Linked DNA regions of Mus musculus: region 1 is linked to region 2. A link is a loop called in an ENCODE intact Hi-C map of the cell type or tissue named here. Cell type or tissue: heart. All regions are shown on one strand. Links, peaks and the distances in the headings refer to the core of each region. The heading gives the core; the rest is flanking DNA.

Region 1 (9,901 bases), core at 1,037-9,036, 720 kb after region 2:
GACTTGACTTTAGGGGAAGAAACAGTGTTCATGGTCAACCCAGTTGGCATCCCAAACTGTTACTTTTAGCTGGAGTCCCAGTAGGGAGACTTGAGCCCAAGATCCTCTTGATGTGATGATTGGTCCCACAAACTTCCGAGGCTCTTCATCTACACCTAGCTCTGAGCAGCCTTGCCTGTGAAGATATGCTCTTTACTAGGACATGCTAGGCTAAGTATGCTCTGAGGCCATGAGGGAACAGAAGAGTATAGAACACTCATTCCAAATCACACTGTGATACAACACCTGTTATACAAGAGATAGTGATCATAAACACCTCTCTCTCTGCAACCAGGACACCTGAATAACTCACTGACAAAAATCAGCCCTTCATTTCTTTGATTCATGATCACCATAGTTCCTGGGGTGAGTAACCCTTTCCTCTGCATGTCCTAGATTAAAAGGGCAGTTTCTTAGGCAAACTTTAGTCTAAAATCCCACTACTCATCATTCCATGAGCGAGGAAAAAGGATCTGGGAAAACACTTAATTTGGGGGCTTCCTGCCATCAAATAACTAGACTTCTCTTTATATAGTTGAGTTCACTCACAGAAAACGGCATACAGTTTCTGCTCACTTCAACATGCCTTCCTTGGGCATGCAGGCGCCTGGTTGTGTGCTAGATCTTAAGGATGTAAAAATAGCTAACAGGACTTCTTTACTCAAGCAGTTTATAATCCAGTGAGAAGATCCAAACGCCTTATGTAATCATGTTATATATGCAAGCAGAGTGCTCTGTACAAGGTTCAGACACAGACACACTATCAAGAAGGAAGGTGCCGAGCCTGTAGATGTAGAAGCCTCTGGCAAAGGTCCCAATAGGAGATTCTGCCACATGGCTAGTTATATGCTTCCTGAAGACTGGTGGCCTGAGCAGACAGATCTTCTCTGTCTCTAGAAACCTTACCAGAAACAACACAGGGATCTTTTTCAAAAGGAATACATCTTGGGGGACACAAACAAAGGAAAGGAAATAATATCAAACAAACAAGCAAAGCAGATGGACTCTTGCTAACAGACTCTGCAAAGCTCCGAAGGCTGAGCTTTTAGCTGGCAGCAGAAGCAACTGAACAGTAGAGCCCAGGAAAGCACAAGAGACGTCCAACAACAAGGGTGGAAAATAAAGATGGACATAGGAGAAATGGCTGACAACTGGTTTAAGAGGCAGGAAGCATCCAGTGGCATCTTCTTACTCTCTACATGTCCAAGGCTTTGCTCTTGCGCCATAGCAAAGGACTCCATGGAGTGGACTAGAGGGTTGCTGGGATGGAGACAGGGAACAGGAAAGCCAGAGATGCTTTCCTAACAACAGGACTCCTGGGACTCTCAGGCAGGATTTAAGAGCCTTCTGCATCTGCAGCCAGAGCCTTACTACCTAGGCCATCCCTGCTATCACAACAGGACATGGTCCACAGTGAAGCAGCCTAGCCAGGTCTCCTAACAATGAAGCTATTTATAGTTGACAGCTCCCATTCGCCAGCAAGGAGCTTCTCGGTGCCTGCTTTTCATCTCGAAAGGACAGACCAGAACTTCCAGATGTTTGAGAAAAGGCTCTCTCATACCAAAACCTCCTTAGCCCACAACATCGTTTTAAGAAAAGAAAATTTTTTAAAAAGGTATTTAGAAGACTTTCAAGACAAAGACATTCTCTCTCTCTCTCTCTCTCTCTCTCTCTCTCTCTCTCTCTCTCTCTCTCTCTCTGTGTGTGTGTGTGTGTGTTTGTGTGTGTGTGTGTGTGTGTGTGTGTGTGTACAGATGGGGGAGAGAGAGAATCAATATTTTTTCAAGAGTTTTATTGTTGAAACAAACATAGTGTTCTCTTTTAAAATGAGGGAACATTCAAAAATCAAATATTAAAGCTCTCTCTGAAGTGAAAACTTTGAAAGCATGAACATATACTTGGCAGATAACCTTGAAAAAATTCCTCACAGAACAAAAACATACAAAGACAAAGAATACAAGAAATGAATAATATTAAATTAGAAAAACAGCTTCAAATACTAAGAAATTCCCAAAGGAAGAAGAACAAAGTCAGAATGAGTCCCACTTTCCCAGGTCTCCAGGGAAGGACCACGTGGATTGCCGAGGAGCATGAGGTGGACAGCACCAGTGACGAGCAAAACCTCACTTCAAGGGATATCACTGTAAAAACTTCACACTCCATGAGAAAGAAGCCCCTTCCTGCTTTCAGCAAAGTCACACACAGAGGATCAAGAGGCAACAATGCCCATGGCGGGCCTCAGTGTCTTCTCTTCACTGACCACTGGTCCATTGGCAATGACACCAGAAATTAGAAGTGAGACACTGATTTTAAAATTATGAAGAAAAATAACGCCAATTCAGGAGTCTATATGTGGGCAAACTGTCAATCAAATATCAAGGGAGAATAAGTCCATTTTCAGGCTCTGAAATTTTCAATATTTAATGTCCTTTATATGTTTCTCTAGGGTGTGGTCTCGCAAACAGAGGGAAGAATAATAAGATGAGACAATATGGGATCCAAGAAGAAACGATCCAGCGCAAGCAAGGGGAAAAGAAGATTCTGGGATGGTGATGAAAACTGAGACAGACAGGTGCTTGGCAGGTCTGTAGTGCAAACAGCACAGACTGAAGAAGAAAGAGAGAAGGCATCTAGATCATTCCAAGGTTAAAATGATGGAATTAATGTGTGGTGCATAATACATTGAGAAGAAATTTACATACGTGGAAAATGTGTAGGTAAAAATTGATGCTGAGTGAACAGGAACGTACACAAATGAAGAATTGGGACAATTATTAACTCCAGGGAAAATTAAAAGTTGTACAAGAAAGGAAATGTAATGGTGCTTTTACTACAGGGGCATGCTGTGAATACAGTCATAATTATGTAAACACTGAACACAGATCTCACTAAAAAACGATGATATAAGTCTTCTGGGAGGTTGGGGAAAGGAAAATTGTGGAGGCAGGGGAAGGAGGTGCTAAAGAGAGAGAGAAATCTTCCTCTTTCATAGTGAGAACTTAATAGAGAGTCTCCAAGAGTGGAGAACAAAGAGATTCATGTGGAAGTTATTCTGCAGAATGAAAATGAATGTCCAAAGAATAGCAAAAGTGGGCTGTCCCTGGGAAAGGTTGCAGATATTTTATTTTTTGTAACAAGGTTTGGAACCATTTGGCTTTTAAAAACATGAATAACAAACTAAAACGTAAAGATGCAATTCTGTGGATGGAGAAAAGCAGCAGCTACCTCCAGGACAGAGGAAGCATTGTATATAATTACCCAAAGCTTGGTGCTGAGTGGTGGGTGGAGGAAGCCTTCCTGGAGCCTGGGAGTGTGGCAAGATCTGGAGAGGTGAGCAGCCTCCAGATTTGAGGGCTCTGCAGGGATCATGTCTAGGATGCAGGGAGATACCTCTGAGTGAGCCATGGAAGATGGAAGACTGGCCGGGCCCCTTAAGATGGGCTGGTTGTCAGAAAAAGACTGAGTCCGGTGGTGCAGAATAGTGGCTCATTGGTCAAGCTAAATTCTAAAATGTACTTTCTGTGATCACAGTGGAGAAAAATACTAACCACAAGAAATCAACAAGGCTCCATGGTTCATGAGGCAGTCGCAGCAAAACAACTGTCTTCCTTCTGAAGTATGGCAATGGAAGAGCAAGAGAGAGCTGTGCCCCAGGATCTCTTGCTTCAGTTATTTTCTCTCTGCTCTTTTTGTGAACAAGATAGAGTGATGCATAGCTCAAGGGTTCAATCTTAGCTGATTTCTGGCCCAAGGTAGTGTTTTGAACTATGAATAGGATGGTGGCATTTTAATCAAGCTCCCACAAGTCAGAACCTGAGAAATTTGGCTAATAGTTGGGAATGGAAGGGTGGCCTCCTAAGTGATCTTGCCATGGGGAAAATAAATGGGTTGAACCTAACAATCTGAAATCAATAGAAACTAGAGTTTATTCCTCTAACTGATCCACTATCACTGGCCATCTGCTTAGCTTCCCTTAGATTCTGGGTTGGTCTCTTCTGGACTTCAATGTCAGCCTTCCCTGCTTTTTGTGTGAGATCCTCTCCACCCTCTTCTCCCCCACCTCCATGTGCTTCCACAACACAGACTCAGCTGTCAGCTTTAACTTCTCACTGCAATCACCCTTGTCCCCCAATTCCATCAGGGTTTAACACCCACTCACTGGGTTCCCACTGGCCGCAGTCAATGTGTGTTAAAGTAGTATATAGCAATTTAGAGCTGTTTCTTCCTTTACTGGTCAAGAAATACAATGTAGCAAAATAACTGATGGAGACTGTGTTCAAATGGTCTGATGGAGACAAACTTTCATGTTACAAGGCTGTGTGAAGGTGGAGAAGTTTTTAATTATTCTGTACTTCAGTATCATCTAAAGAGAAGGGTCATAACCTCTCCTAGCTTATAAAAAGGACCACAGGATTAAATGACTCCATATCAATAACCAGAACCATAAATTGCTTTGAGATGATTGTCATTTGGTCAGCAACCACTCTGTGATCCGTCTCTGTATTGTCTTAAAATTATTCTTTATAACGTGGCAAGTATAAGGATACCTGCTTATAGCACTTCAGTTTCTCTACTATACCCAAGGAAAGCCCCGATTCTTCAAACTGCCCACAGTTCCTTATTATGTGCCCGTCCACCTCACCAGCCTACTCCCTTCCCAACACTCCTCAGAGTCCTGGCTCTAGCCCTGCAAAGTGAGCAATGGGTGGCCACTGGCTTCCTCTAGACTTGTAGAATCCTGGCGTTCCGTTCCCTCTGAGGGTTGGTCCTAGGCAGAGCTACATTCATAGCAAATCAACTTGGAAGAGCAAGCAGAACTGAAGTCATGACAAGTTCTTCATGTGAACACTTCATTATGGGTCAGGCCACGTGACCTCCACACTCCCATCAGGGACTTGCTTTGAATGACTTCTTGCAGAGCTAAAAACACCTTCCTAGAGAGGCCTCTTTTTCCTTGGAACTGCTGGGCCCTTTTCTAACACTCTCTCCGGAACCCTCCATCTCTGTTCTTGTTGGAGTGTATAGACCACTTATGACCTTTGAGCTCTGAACCAGCATCCACCAGACCTGGGAACCGTGGCCAAGAATGTCTTCGAGGTCGAGGAGCCTGTAGCTACACATACTGAATCACTTTGTCCTGAAACTAGAAGATGTTCTCAGATTCTCACTCTTAATGATCTGAACGCACCTACCCCAGCATGCACATGCCCATTTGTGCCAACTTAGCGTGAGCATAAACGAACTTAAGTTGCCCTCTGTGACACCCTTTAATCACGACTTTCCTCAAAAATATGAAAAGAAAAAGAAATATTGCTGCATAGGTCCTCCAACTTGGGAGTGTGGGCTTCCAGGAGACAGGGGCCAGTCCTGATGTAGGGACTCAGGGTGCATGTGAGTGGAACGCCAGTGCCATCCAATGGCTATCTCGTGTAACTGCAACAGCTCCACCCTTGACCTGCACCAGTATTTTTCCTGTTGCACAGACCTGCTTTCTTGAAGTCTTTGGGTGCGCTGCCTACCTGTAGTCTCTCCCTCCCTCTCTAACCTGTCTCTTTCAACGTCTTCGGTTAAGCATTTGAAAGCTTGGTGCTGTATGCCGTTTCAATAGTAGTCAAAATGTAGTTATGGCCTGTCTTGAGGGAGTGCCTAAAATTGGTTTTATGGGAGGATATTTTCAACTTTTGATTCTTACTCTTTGATGAGTATATACTGGAGTTTTCCAGAGATTCTGTGAACTATGATAAAGAGGCATTGAAGCAGATGTACATATATGAATCAAGCTGCTTTCTGTTAGCCAAAATACCAGAGACTGACGAAAATGTTTAAATGTCATCCATTAAAATCTTTGAGAGATAATTATTTTACTTACATTAACCAGTACTGGGTCATTATTTCAAATGAGCTGAGAAATATTTTTAAATTTATATGTTTAAAATATAAATATTTTATTTTTTTTACTGTAATGAGGGCTGAGAGAGAAAGCTCTTCAGGATCCTCTATAAGATGTAAGAATGGAGAGTGTGACAGGTCCTGAGACTAGGCAATGTAAGAATAACTGCCTCCTGGCCCCAGAGAATGTCAAAGCGTTCTGCTAGCATCATTTCTGGAGAGGACAGTACATGGGGGACGCCCCTGGTGGCATGGATGGAAGGCAGAGACTTGTGGGTTGGGTTTTCATCCTGCACACTGTCTATCCCTACAAAGGCTGGAAACATGGAAAACTGGGGTAACAGCCTCAGAGATATCTCATTTCCATGCCCCCCTGGGTGTGACCAATACAGGTCACCAAATTAGTCTGAGAGAAATGGGAACTGGGCACAGAGGTATGTATTTTTAATCTAGGCACCCAGGAGGTGCAAAGATCATGAATTTGAGATCACCATAGACTAGAGAAAGAGACCAGCAATAGGTAGATAGATAGATAGATAGATAGATAGATAGATAGATAGATAGATAGATAGATAGATAGATAGATAGATGCATACATACATACATACATACATACATACATACATACATACATACATAATACATAATACATATGGAGCACCTATAGCTAATCTCTCTCTGTTTCTCCTCTGTCCTAATTATAAGAAATCAGATGAATTTCATTTTCATTAAGGAAACTGCCATCTATGGCATAGCTTACACTATGCCCGTTCTTTAAAAAATCATGAGCTAATAGAAGAGTGCTGTGTTTGCTATCTTGAAGAGGAGAATCACCTAAAATTAAAAATCCCTGCCTTTCCAATTGGACGGATGTACCAGAGTCATATATTTTATGTCTCCTTATTTCTTCATTTTTGGATCCTTAGTGATTCAACACTGTGAAATTTTCATTTAAGTACAGGCTGCTGGGTTATATTCCTTCAATTTTTATGTATATAATGTTCTAATTTTATGAAAACTCAAAGCCCATGGGTGCAGTTTTTCCCTACTATTCAAAAATTGTTTGAGAAATAACTGTCAATTTTTTCTTGTAACTTTTTAAAAACATTTCATTATTAATTTATATTTCTATTACAATTTCACTGCAGTCTTACCAACTTTTCACAGGGGCCACAACATTCATTCCTTTAAGTATATCATTTTATTGTTTTGAATTTATTGCTACTTGCATAAGAGTCATTATTATTTCATTGTAGAACTTTTTGCTCAGTCCTAAAAAATATCCTCTTTCTTTCATGCCCTCAGGCCAGAACCCCCAGGCATAGTGACCTCCACTTTCTGTCTCTATAGACTCTCCTGTCTGGGGCATCTTGTATAAATGCAGTCATGTTTCATCTGTGCAAGCAGACTTCAAATCCTCCCAGGAAGAAACACATTATAAAATGTCGTTGGGTGTGCGTGTGCATGTGTGTGTGGGTGTGTGTTTCTGTCTAGTTTCACTCACTTTGCAAAGCATCCTTCAGGCTTATCCTAACTGTAGCAAAGGCCAATCCTTTCCATTACGGTCAAACTATTACAGCAGTATGTGAATTGGTTGTATTTACCAATTCATGGGCCAATGGGTAGTTGCTGTTTTGTGTAATGCCATGAATCTTGGTAAATTGCTTATAGATAAGTTTTTTGTCTAAATATGTGTTTTCCCTTTCTCCTTGATATATAGAGTATCACTAGAATTGCAGTTACATGCTAATTCTGTGTTTAATATTATGAGAAACTTCCTAAGCGTGTTCCCAGGGGCAGCAGCATCACACAATTAACCAAAAAGTTTTCTACATCATAACCTGTGTTATTATTGTTATTATTATTTTGTTGTCCTGGTTCATTGTAAAAAAAACTTTCTATTGTGAACATGTTTTTCTAGTGACCAATAATGCTAAGTGCATTGAGTTGTGAAAGTCAGAGATTATGGACAAATTTCAGTGTTTTGCCTCTTCCCTCAGACTGACTATGTGACCAATTAAAGATTCTCTTAATTGGAAACCAGAAAATCTTTGTTATTTTATAAAAGAAAATCAGGAAAGAGCCCTAACTGATACCTAGGGTACATACTTTAAGTTTTTATTATTTTTTAAACATTTAAAAATTTATTACACAATTATTTCCTTCCTTATACTCTTCATTAAAATTCCAAATAATATTCAAATCTTTTCTTACGGTTGCAATTTTCTGCTTCTTGTCTGTGAACTGAGATGTTGCTTGGCGCCTGGAGGTTTATGGCAGTTTCTGTAGCATCATGAATCACACCTTTGTGTGTAAATAAAATCTTTGTGTTAAATTATTTTTGACTGACACCATTGTTATTCACTTGCCTGTTGGTTGCATCTGTACAAACTATTCTGTCAAATGTTTGCTTAGAATTTTATTCTCTTCATGAAATTCTTAGACAAATGGATGGAACTAGAAAATATCATCCTGAGTGAGGTAACCCTACCACAAAAGAGTTTACATGGTATGCAGTCACTGATAAATGAATATTAGTCCAAAAGCTCAGAATACCCAAGATACAATTCACAGACCACATGAAGCTCAAGAAGAAGGAAAACCAAAGTGTGGGTGCTTTGGTCCTTCTTAGAAAGGGAAACAAAATACTCACGGGATCAAATACAGAGACAAAGTGTGGAGCAGAGACTGAAAGAAAGGCCAACCAGAGACTGCCCTACCTGCGTATCCATCCCATATACAGTCACCAAATGCAGACAATATTTTGGATGCCAAGAAGTGCTTGCGGACAGAAGCCTGATATAGCTGTCTCCTGAGAGGCTCTGCCAGTGCCTGACAAATACATAGGCAGATGCTTGCAGTCATCCATTGCACTGTGGGATCCCCAATGGAGGAGTTAGAGAAAGGACTGAAGGAGCTGAAGGGGTTTGTAACCCCATAGGAAGAACAACAATATCAACCAACCAGACTTCCCAGAGCTCCCAGAGACTAAACCACCAACCAAAGGGTACACATGGAGGGACCCGTGGCTCCAGCTGCCTATGTAGCAGAGAATGACCTTGTCAGGAGTCAATGGGAGGAGAGGCCCTTGGTCCTGTGAAGGCTCAATAACCCATCCTAGGGGAATTCGAGGATGGTGAGGTAGGAGTGGGGGAAGGAAATACCCTCATAGAAGCAGGGGGAGGAGGAATGGGATAGGGGTTGTTGGGGGGGGGCACTGGGAAAGGGGATAACACATGAAATGTAAATAAAGAAAATATCCAGTAAAAAAAAGTAAAAAATAAATGAGAAACAAAAGAATTTTATTCTCACGTTTCTTTCATTCTAATAGATAACATGTATGTTGGCTTTTAAAGATAATGAAATCTGAATCTTTGTCTTTTAATGAGAAACCTGTCTAGGACATTGATTTTGTTATATTTCATAGCATCAGGTTCTGTGACATTCCATATTTTTAATACATTTCATTGTCAATTGTTTTCTAACCCCTGATAATAACACCCTGCATCTGGCTTACAGTTGTACCTTGAGTAAGAAGTCCGGGATGGGCCATTGGTCTCCAGTGACTTCTCAAAGGCACCACTGACACCATTTTCTTTGAAAGGGAATCCCCTCTATTTGATGACACTTTGCTCAGCTGTCCCCATGGTCACCAAGGCTAAGTCATCCAGGACCGGCATCTTCGTTGTCGTCACTCTGTTTATTGTTAGTGTGGGCCCCTTACATTGTCTTTGATTATTGTTTTATTTTAAATTCTTATACACTGTTGTGATCACATACAGAGGAATGATGAAGACATTCCTTTTTAGCTTGAAGTCAACTTCACAACTCTATATCTGATGTCCCTAGCTTTGAGCTTTGGATTTTTGTCTATTATTTCTTCAGAGTTCATCTTAAGGTGTTTTTAAAAATATGTTAATAGGATGTTTTCTGACTCTTTAAGTGCCTAAGCGTGAATGTGTGTGTGTGTGGG
Region 2 (9,901 bases), core at 1,317-9,316:
AGTGAACTACTCTTCCTGCTCGCTGGGATCTTCAGGACCCCTCTGTACTTTCTGTGTCGGGTTTAGTGGAACTTAAAGTCGAGTGGGTAGAGTTCCCGAACGCTCCATCTCACCTGAGATCCAGCCCGCTCCTCCTAGATGCCTTCCAGGCTTCCCACTTCAGAACCATCCCGTCCTCACAACCGCACTAGCATCGTGTAGAGCTGAGAGAAAGGGGAGAGAGAGAGAGAGAGAGAGAGAGAGAGAGAGAGAGAGAGCGCTTTAGTCCCTGTTACCTGGCTACTTCCTTTTCTCCTTTGTCACACAGGGAACAGGGACTGCATTTGTATCATAGAACATCCTCTGTACCTGGGAGCTGTAACATAGTAGGTGCTCAACAAACCTTGTTGCATCCCAGATAGATAAACAGATCTGTTCTTCATGGAGAGCAGCTATGCAGCAGTCCCAGCACACCATCAGGGTGTGGGAGAGGAAAGGAGAAGCTGTCCACTGAGTCTAGGGAAGGGCAGGGCTCAGGACGACTTCTGGAAGGAGGAGATGCTGGAGCTGAGAACCCAAGAATAGCTGGAGTCATGCAGATGGGAAGGAACAGGGCCCTGGAAGAAGGGTTGCTCTTGGTACTGACAAAAGCCACACTGGGTGTTACCGGACAGACAGACTGTTCTGGGAGCGGTGGTAGGAGGTAAAGGGGAGAGGCCCCGGGACAGGCAGCCAGACTCATCGTTCTGCAGCTCAGCTCTGGCTCCCCTAACTTCTCCAGCTCTGCAGAAGGGGCCTGTTCTCGTGGAGGTCTCCCTGCAGAGCGTGCCTGAGCCTCCATTCAGCATCTTTCCCCCTCATAGCTCTGCTCTTCCAGGTTCTGTTCTCTGCCTCTCCCAGGACCCCACTCTCACTTCCTGTTGCCTCATCATTGTTCTGCCTTCTGAATTGGTCTTATTTGTCTCCAGTTCATCCCGCACATGTCTGCCAGATTCATCTGACCCAGAGCCCAAACTCTGCTCCTGGAAGGTGGCCTCCCCTGTTCGATAGTTTCCCACAACCCTCGGGTATTGTCTCTGCTCAGCATCCTGGGGTCTTATCCCGTATGTTCAACCTAACTGTTTGGACCACTTAGTCTATGATATCTTTATCCACACAGTCAGCAACGCTAGACTCTGTTCCTCTCCAAACACTCCTGAGTTCTGTTTTAGTTCATGTCTCACAGCTCCAGATCACTGTGGAGTCTCATGTGTGCTTCAAGGCTGGGCTTATACTTGGCTTTTTCTGAAGCATTTACCGATTCCCTCAGATCTTTTTAGTCTAGCTCCTGCCTCAGTCACGGTATGGCTCAACTTCCTGCTGAACTATATATCCTGAGGACCACATACATATGCTATAGCCAGGGGAACCCGGACAGATCTCTGTCATAGCAACCACTACTCTTAGGCCCCTCTAAGAGAGACCTAGATGAAGAACAGGGAAGAAAGCAGAGGTAACTTCAGTAGAAGCTAGGCATGTTTCAGAAGCCCCATGTAGAGAACTGAGTTCACCTGGGCTCAGCCTCAAGGTTTCATTCTCCTCAAATCTTTATTGATCTTGTGTGTGTCCTGGCCAGCTGTGTGTGAGGACAGTAGTGTGTGTCTGAGCCAATACACACAGTGGCATCTGCTGCACAAATAGGACAGAGAGCCTGGTCAGCTCTGCCCTGGACTCCTTCTATAGACAGCATCTTTAGCCACATGCAAATACAGGTGAGCAATATGGGTCCTGTAAGCTGACCAGTCAACGTCATCTCCCTCTTTGGTATTAGAGGGGAGAAGAGGTGCTCAGAGAGGGAGATGGAGTTCTGGGAGCTTCCTGCATCACCTTTGACGTATTCCAAGATAGAATAGGAGCATCACGGAGATGTCCCAGGCCCGGAAACCCCAACAGCAAGAGGATAGATCTCAGAGTGATGTAATTTGTCTGTCAGTAATCCACATGCTTAGTGGGCCATCTCTGCTGTCTAAGCCTGGCCTCCGGGCACTCAGATGTATATCCAGGCTCTGGTCCTCTCCAGAAAACCATCACAGAAGAAATAGATTTCACACAGTAGCCTAGGATTTGATGGGGGGGGGGAAACAAATCAGACAAAACTATGGTGTAGAAGAGATGCACAGACTGGGTTAGTGCGTGTGGACCACTGGGGAGAAGATGGAAGAGTTGGGGACAGGGGACTCGCACAGGATGGAATATCAGAGGGGCTTTTAGGAGATATGTTAATGTAGGAAACTGTAGTCCCAGACAGCCATCTCGCCTCAGTCCTCACTCCTATGGTAGTTGTAGCCACTGTGGTATGTAGACACACAGTCTTAGGGTTTTATTGCTGTGAAGAGGCACCATGACCATGGCAACTCTAATAAAAGAAAACATTTAACTGGGGCTTACACATCAGAGGTTTAGTCCATTATCATTCTGGCAAGGAAGTATATGGCAGCATGCAGGCAGACATAGTGCTGGAAAAGGAGCTGAGATTTCTACATCTGGTTGGGCAGGCAGGAGAGAGAGAGAGAGAGAGAGAGAGAGAGAGAGAGAGAGAGAGAGAGAGAGAGAGAGAGAGAGAGAGAGAGAGAAGGAAACACTGGGTCTGGCTTGAGTATTTGAAATCTCAAAGCCTACCCCAGTGGCCACGCCTACTACAAGGCCACAGCACCTAATAGGTCCACTTTCTATGGATCTATGGAGGCCATTTTCATTGAAACCATCACACAATTAATTAAACACTTCTGCTTAAGGATAAGATTTAGGGTTAGGGCTGCTTCTTACTTCTGCCCCATCCCTACTCCCTTAAGGCAATTTTTATTCTGTCTTGAGGCTTCAGGCCCTGGACTTGGAAGTGGGCTAGTTTTGCTCTCATGATCCATGGCTAGTATCTGGGGCTACCCTGAAGAGCAGAATGGAACACACAGGTAGATTTTACAAGGAACGCAGCTCTCTGGATGGATAGAGGTGTTCACAAGCTGTATACATGCTGGGCCACCAGGGGCATCACACGCAGTTCTGTGATCCCACTGAAGTGGGTCAGGCCTTTAGGCTTCTCCTTCCCAGTGCATTGGGAACTGTAATGTCCGTTCTAAAGAACTGGCTCCTGCTGAATGTGGTGGTGCATGCAGGGACAGGCAGACCTCTGAGTTCAAGGCTAGCCTGGTCTACAGAGGGAATTCCAGGACAGTCAGGGCTACACAGAGACCCTGTCTCAGAAAAAAAATGGCTCTCTTGTACATTTTATATATTAAAATTAAGAAAATTAAAATTTTCTCTTTGGAACTTTGAGTATTTGGATCTCAGTGGGTGGGTGGGCAATAACAAATGAACGATGTTGTGTGAGGAATGTGTCATAGTCAGGGCCTGGGGATGATGCTCTCTAAATGCACTGGTACTCGCTTGGACCCCACGGGCTTGCTACCCTGCTTTCCACTTCTTTTTGCGTATGTGAAGCAAGCTACTTATAAGAAGGAAGGGGTTATTTAAGCTCATGGTCTCTGAGGTGTAAGTCTACTGTCACTAGATGCCATCATTTTGGGCCTGTAGGGAGGCAGAACATGGTGTGTGTGTGTGTGTGTGTGTGTGTGTGTGTGTGTTGGGGAGTATGGTTGTATGGTTGAGCAAAACTATTTAATTCATGGCATCTGGAGAAAGGGGGAGGGAAGGAGAGAGGGAGAAAGAGAGGGGTGGAGATTATGACTGGATATGACTGTTGTCATGCCTTGCAAGGTATAACCCCCATGACCTCACTCCCTTCCGCTGGGTCCCACCTCCTAAGGACTTTTACCACCTCCTGGTCCTGTCCCTCACTGGCAATGAAGTTTTCAACTCATGCCTTCGGGGGACATTTAAGATTCATAAAATTGTAACCACATGGTTGCTAAGGTTATTATGAAGCAGAAAATTTGAATAATGATTGTTTTGTTCTCCAGCCCTTTGAGGCTTACATCCCTGCTGGGAAGGAAGCTGAGCAGATTTTCAGTTTTCTCTCCTCTACCCCGCCTCCTGCAGCCCCCCTCCCCGACTGCAGAATGGAACCCCAAGACTGACTGCACCATACACAATGAATCTTGGGTGCTTTTCCCCATGGGTGTAAGAGAGCCAGGGCTACATCATAGGAGAAGGAGCCACACACCCAGGCAAGATATTCTTCTAGGGAAGGGTACTTTGGAGTTAGGCGTGTCCAACCCATAGAGAGAAAAAGAGCCTGTACACGGCTCTGTACAGGGGTTTCCAAGCTTACTCGTTCCTGGAGTTTTCTTTTCCTACAGGCCGCCAGGGTGCGCCTGGTGCCTCCGGCCTCTGCGGCCGGTTCCTCATGTTGCCACTGGGTGGTGCTGTGTCCCGCGTGTACAATGCTGTTTCAGACCAAGTGGCTAACCTAGTCCTCAGCAAATCTGTGTGTTCTGGAAGCTACCGGGGCCATGGCTACCGGGGCTTACAGCCCAGAGCTGGAGTAGAGATGGTGTTCATGTAAGAGAGCAGCCTTAGAGAGAGGAGCCTTCATTCCATACAAAGTTCTGCAGGGTTTTCTGGGGAGGCCCTTGGTTTCTGACTTGGCTTTGCACCCAGGCTAAACAGAACCCGAGTTCTGGTGTTTTTAGGCGTTAGTTACCCACGTATTGGTGAATTCCAAGCTACCAGTGAGCAGAGATATACAGAGGAGACAGCGTGAGTCTCTCTAGCTAATGTGACCACGGAGATGAGTGGTTAATTCTCGCAACCTCGATTTCCTTTCCTACAAAATGGGCTAAGGCATTACTCGGAAAGTACCCGGAAAGTAAGAGGAAGTAACTTGATCTCACCTACCCCTTAAAATGGCTCTGCTTGTTCTAAAGATCTGGTTTCATGTCAGCTTTCCCAGTGAACTACAAAGTCTGTGAAAGCAGAGACTACACATCCCACGGCCATCTTTGTATTTCTAGTGTCTGGCACAGGGCCTGGCACATAGTATATGCTCAATAAACATGTCAACATCAAACTGAGAGCTATGTGAGCAGATCACGTGGTGGGGATTGCTTATGCATGATAACAGCTGTGCAGAGACCCTTCCCTTGGGTTTACATCTGGGCTCTTGGGCTCCTTCTGTGACTCTGGGTGAGCCATACATCTCTCCTCCTGAGCTTTCTCTGAACCATGGAGGGTTAACTTGTTGATTCTTGCATGGATCCTTCCAGAGATGAGGCATATTTCATCTTTTCAAAATGCTGTGGTCGTGGACTGTCGTATCCTGGGCTGGTTTTCAGAAGGAGTGGTGTGGTTGTGTTCCTTGGGCTACCCAAGTGCTGCTGCCCAGGCTTATGAACTTAAGTTTGTATCACTAGAGGCTGGTGGGGTAGGGGCTGAGACACGGGCATCAAGATCTCCTTGGCTCCTCCCCAACTTGTTCTAAGTCTTTAGAGCAGAATAGAGGACATGCCAAGGTTGCCACACCAAATGTAAAAGTGATGCCTACACATGGGAAAAGGAGTCTCTCTGGCTTTCTCCCGACAGAACATCAAATCCACCATGGTCCTGCCAACCCTAGCTCTGAGGCTGCCTCCCTGTGTGCTTCCAATAGCATAAGCCGTGCCCTCCCCCCAATCTCCTGTGTCCCCTGACACCTCAGCTGCTGCCAGCAACCCCCAGCTTGGCACTGCATGCTGCTGCCCACCAGTGGTGGCTTCCTTGTCTCCTGGCTTCCTTCTAGCTGCTTCTGTCTGCAGGGGGGTAGGGAGGGGTGTGTACGTCTGAAGTGTGGGGCTGGCCTCCCAGTGAGCAGGGGAGAGAGCTGCCTCAGGTTGTCTGATCACTGCAGGGGCTAAGCCCTTACCTCCTTCCACCACCCTAGCCCTCTCACCCCCCCCCCATCTGCTCACAGAGGATGTGGCTTCATTCTCCTTCTCTGGGAGTGGGTCTGGAGTATCATGCAGCTCCAAGTCCCAAGGCTTTCTCCTTCCAAGCAGCCCTTTGGGAAGGGTCTGTGTGAGGCATCTATCACCTTTCCATCTCCGGACACTGTGTCCATTCCAGTGCTTAGCTTGTCTTGCTGAGACCACCCTTCTTGCTGATTGACTGTGCCCACTCCTCTTCTGTTACCTCTGATTCTTTTTGCCAGTTCTTACCTGGGCTACTGCTATGACTTGCTAACAGGGGTCTGATTGCTCCCTTGACACCTTCTGCATTTGAGCATATTCTCTAATGTAAGTCTACTCAGGTCTCCCTCCTTTTCTCTGTCTCTATTCTTTCTCCTTCCTTCCTTCCTTCCTTCCTTCCTTCCTTCCTTCCTTCCTTCCTTCCTTCCTTCCTTCCTTCCTTCCTTCCTTCCTCTCTTCCTTTCTTTCTCCTTCTTTCTTTCCACCTTCCCTTTCTTTCACAAATGTGCCACATACTGTTCCAGACACCTGAAACAGGGCAGGAGATGAGTACAACCAAGACAGACACGGTCTCAAGTATCTGTGGGCCACACATACCTCACTGTCTCCAGGGGTTTCCAGGTAAGCCACATGGGTAAGCTACATATGCCCCAGTGAGACATTTGATGCATGTTGGCATCAGCTCCTGAACCTTCTCACACCTCCTGCCTCCTGCCTGGGAGCTTAGCTCTGGACTTGCTGACCACTTTTCATTCTTTACATTCTCCCAACAGCTTGGAATGCAACCCTTCCCACCCCATCCGTCAGCGTCATGGCCCCTGTGCAAGACATCCCATACTGGTGTCTCACAGGTGTGATGCTCCCTCAGCAAGGATGGAGTCCCAGGGGATCCATGTGCTGTGCAAACCTGAAGAAACTTCTCCTTTGCAGAGCAGAGCTCAGCGTCTCCAAATTTAACATCCCTAAGCACCGAAGGGCCCGAGGGTCATCCCTTCATGTCTTCTGTCCACACTGTAAGCAGGCTTTGGTTTCTCACCATTCTGTTACTGTACAGAAGGGTGACACCCTTATGAGATTCTCACTCTGTTGCACCCCTGGAGCTCACGAAGGGCACAGTCTGTCCTGTCAAAGAAGTGGTGAGTGTCCAGGTCAGCACGTGGGAGGCAGAGGCAGGTGGATCTCTGTGAGTTCAAGGCCAGCCTGATCTACAAATCAACTTCTGGGAGATCCGGGTCTACACAGAGAAACCCTGTCTTGGAAAAAAAGAAAAAAAGTTATGTGATGTCTCTACTACCTACTAGCTCCAGTTGAAAACAAAGAAAGTCATGTTGAAAATTATTATTATTATTATACTCTTAATTTATTTATTCACTTTATATCTCCATTGCCGACCCCCCTCCCAGTCTTACCCTTGCATCCCCCTCCCTCCACTCCCCTCTTCCACATAAGGGAAGAAAGAGAAGGCTCCCCATGGATTCTACCTTGCCCTGGCACATTACATCGAAGCAGGACTGGGCTCATTCTCTCACACTGAGCCCAGGCAATGTAGCCCAGTTAGGGGAAGGGGGTCCAAAGGAAAGGCAATGGAGACAAAGTTGCCTTCTCCAAATCACATGGAGACCATGCTGCCCATCGGCTACCAATGTGTAAGGGGCCTAGGTCCAGCCCCTGCACGCTCTTTGGTTGGTGGTTCAGTCTCTGTGAGCTCCCTCCTGCCCAGGTTAGTTGACTCTGTATGTCTTCATGTGGGGTGACCCCGTTGGCCACCTCAATCCTTCTTTTTTCCCTCCACAAGACTCCCAGAGCTCTGCCTAATGTTTGTGGGTCTTTGCATCTGTTTCCATCATCTGCTGGATCAAGTCTCTCAGAAGACATGTAGGTTTCTGTCTGTAAGCATAGCAGAGTATCATTAATAGTGTCAGGGGGTGGTTTTCTCCCATGGGGTGGGTCTCAAGTTGGGCCAGTCATTGGTTGGTCGTCCCCTTAATCTCTGCTCCATCTTTATTCCCGAACATCTTGTAGGCAGGACAAATTTTAGGTAGAAGGTTTTGTGGGTGGGTTGGTGTTCTTCTCCCTCCACTGGGAGTCACACCTGGCTACAGGAGGTGGCCACATCAGACTCCATAGCCATAGACTGCTGGCAGTCTCAGTTAGGGTCACCCCCATAGACTTTTGGTCCTTCCCTCCTCCCAGGTCTCCTGTTCATCCCAGAGATGTGCCCCCACCACTTTCCCTTCTGTCTTTCAGCCCTCTTGCCCCCTCTTCCCTATCCCCATTTCCCCCCTCACTTTCTTGTCCCACCCAGTTCTCTCCCTCCAACCACCTCCGATGTCCATCTTATTTTCCCTTGTGTGTGAGATTCAAGCACCCTTCCTTGGACCCTCATAGTATTAAATGACAAGAACCAAAGTTGTGAAGAGAGGGCGGATGCAGAAAATTTGTGAATTCCCTGCTGGCTTGGCAGTCCACTCATCTGAGACTCTCAGTGTGAAATCCCAGCTCTGCCCTCACTAATGACTGAGTTCAGGGTGCTGCCTCATTCTTTTCTGGGTTTTACTTCAGCACATAAAATGGTTGTTCTAAAAATCAAACAGGATGCTTTATGCACACAATCTTCAAACAGATGCTTGTGATTGTAGACAAGACACAAATCCAAGTCCTCTCCAGCATCTTGGCCAAGAGAAACAAGATTATGGCTTACAGAAGGTAAAAACCCCTCCACCCACTGCTCCGAGGTCCACTTAGAGCTTCTCTTCCTGCTTGCAAGAAACTAACTTGGCAGCCACCTGCACCCTGGGCTGGTTTGTTTAGCCCTTACCCAACTCAGGAGAGCAGCATAGTTTTTTTTTTTTTTTTTTTTTTTTGTAAAACTCACTTGTAGGATGCCATAATGCATGCATTTTAGTTTTGCTCTAGAATGTTGGAATACCAATTTCTGAAAGTTCTTCAGGATAAGGTACTCCAGTTTGCTTTGAGAAGTAAATGTTTGAGTTCTATGAGGGACTTCTTTCAGTCTTTGCATAAGGAGCCTTGAGTACCGTGATAACTAACATCATCCATTCACCCAGCAAATACCCAAAGCAAGTCTGGAAGCGATGCAGATTTGTCCTTTTTCATTGTGATGCTGAGTCTCCGCTCTCACGCCTTTGTGTGTCTGTGGGACATCTCCAGAGAGGATTGGCAGATGGGACGGCAACTGGGGAAGGAAGGCTCCACCCAATGGGCTGGTGGCCTGGATGGAAGGTCGTGTGTGGACCTGCAAGGCCCTTTTCTGTCTGTGTAGATGGCTGCTTCCTGTAGACATTAGACTTCAGATCTTTCAACCTTTTAGTGTGAACTCAGCAGAGTGACTTTCTAGGAAGCTTTTAGACCTTCAATGCTAGACTGGACTACTGAGGTGTCTGGCTCTCTGAGTTAGGAGTTTCCATGCTTTCTAATTTCCAGTGTGTAAATGCATGACATTATTAAAATGAGCACCCCTAATCATGTCAGCTATCAAAAAGTCCTCTCTCTCTCTCTTTCTCTCTCTCTCTCTCTCTCTCTGGAAGGGTCTTTCTGTGTAGTCCTAGCCGTCCTGGTTGCTACGTAGATCAACCAGGCTGCCCTTGAAGGCACAGAGATCTGTCTGCTTCTATATCCCGTGTATTGGGATTAAAGGCATGTGCCACCACATCAAACTTTAAATTTTATTTTGTATGTGTGTGTGTGTGTTTTGCCTTCATGTATGTCTATATATTCTGTGTGTGCCTGGCCATCAGAGCTCCTAGAACAGGATTCATAACTGGTTATGAGCTACTACGTGGGTGCTGAGATTGAGCAGGGTTCTGTGGAAGAGCAGCAAGTACTCTTATCTGTTGGGCAATCTCTCACCAGCCCTCACTTTTTTTTTTAAAGACAAAATCTTGTCATAGTAGCCTGTAATCCTCCATAGGTATGCCCAGAGGCCAAATAATCCCACCCAGGTGTGTCTTCAGGCATTTCCTAGGTGATGTCAGATCCTGTGAAATTGGCAAGTATCATTACAGTAAGTGATAAGCATATTG

Evidence for each region. Hi-C counts contacts between places; a loop is a spot of excess contacts. Peaks named below come from ENCODE experiments on the same cell type or tissue, not always from the same donor. Only the 100,000 strongest peaks of a DNase experiment are listed, where the experiment ranks them.
Region 1: it touches region 2 in a loop (12-fold over the local background); 20 of 42 quality-filtered maps call a loop at or near these places.

Annotation. Positions count from the first base shown.
Region 1 is chr1:154,277,170-154,287,070 of GRCm38, reverse strand. No RefSeq gene overlaps it. Among named protein-coding and RNA genes, the nearest start is that of Gm30465, 18 kb to the right of the region's middle. In heart, for the core only: a CTCF peak has its summit at 5,461; no DNase peak of the experiment used is centred there.
Region 2 is chr1:155,001,153-155,011,053 of GRCm38, reverse strand. Gm41977 (a long non-coding RNA gene) reads left to right here. Exons shown (of 3, transcript XR_878618.2): 3 at 1-2,362. Among named protein-coding and RNA genes, the nearest start is that of Gm51650, 7.2 kb to the right of the region's middle. In heart, for the core only: no CTCF peak of the experiment used is centred there; a DNase peak (open chromatin) is centred at 4,333; H3K27ac peaks cover 369 bases; H3K27me3 peaks cover 2,973 bases.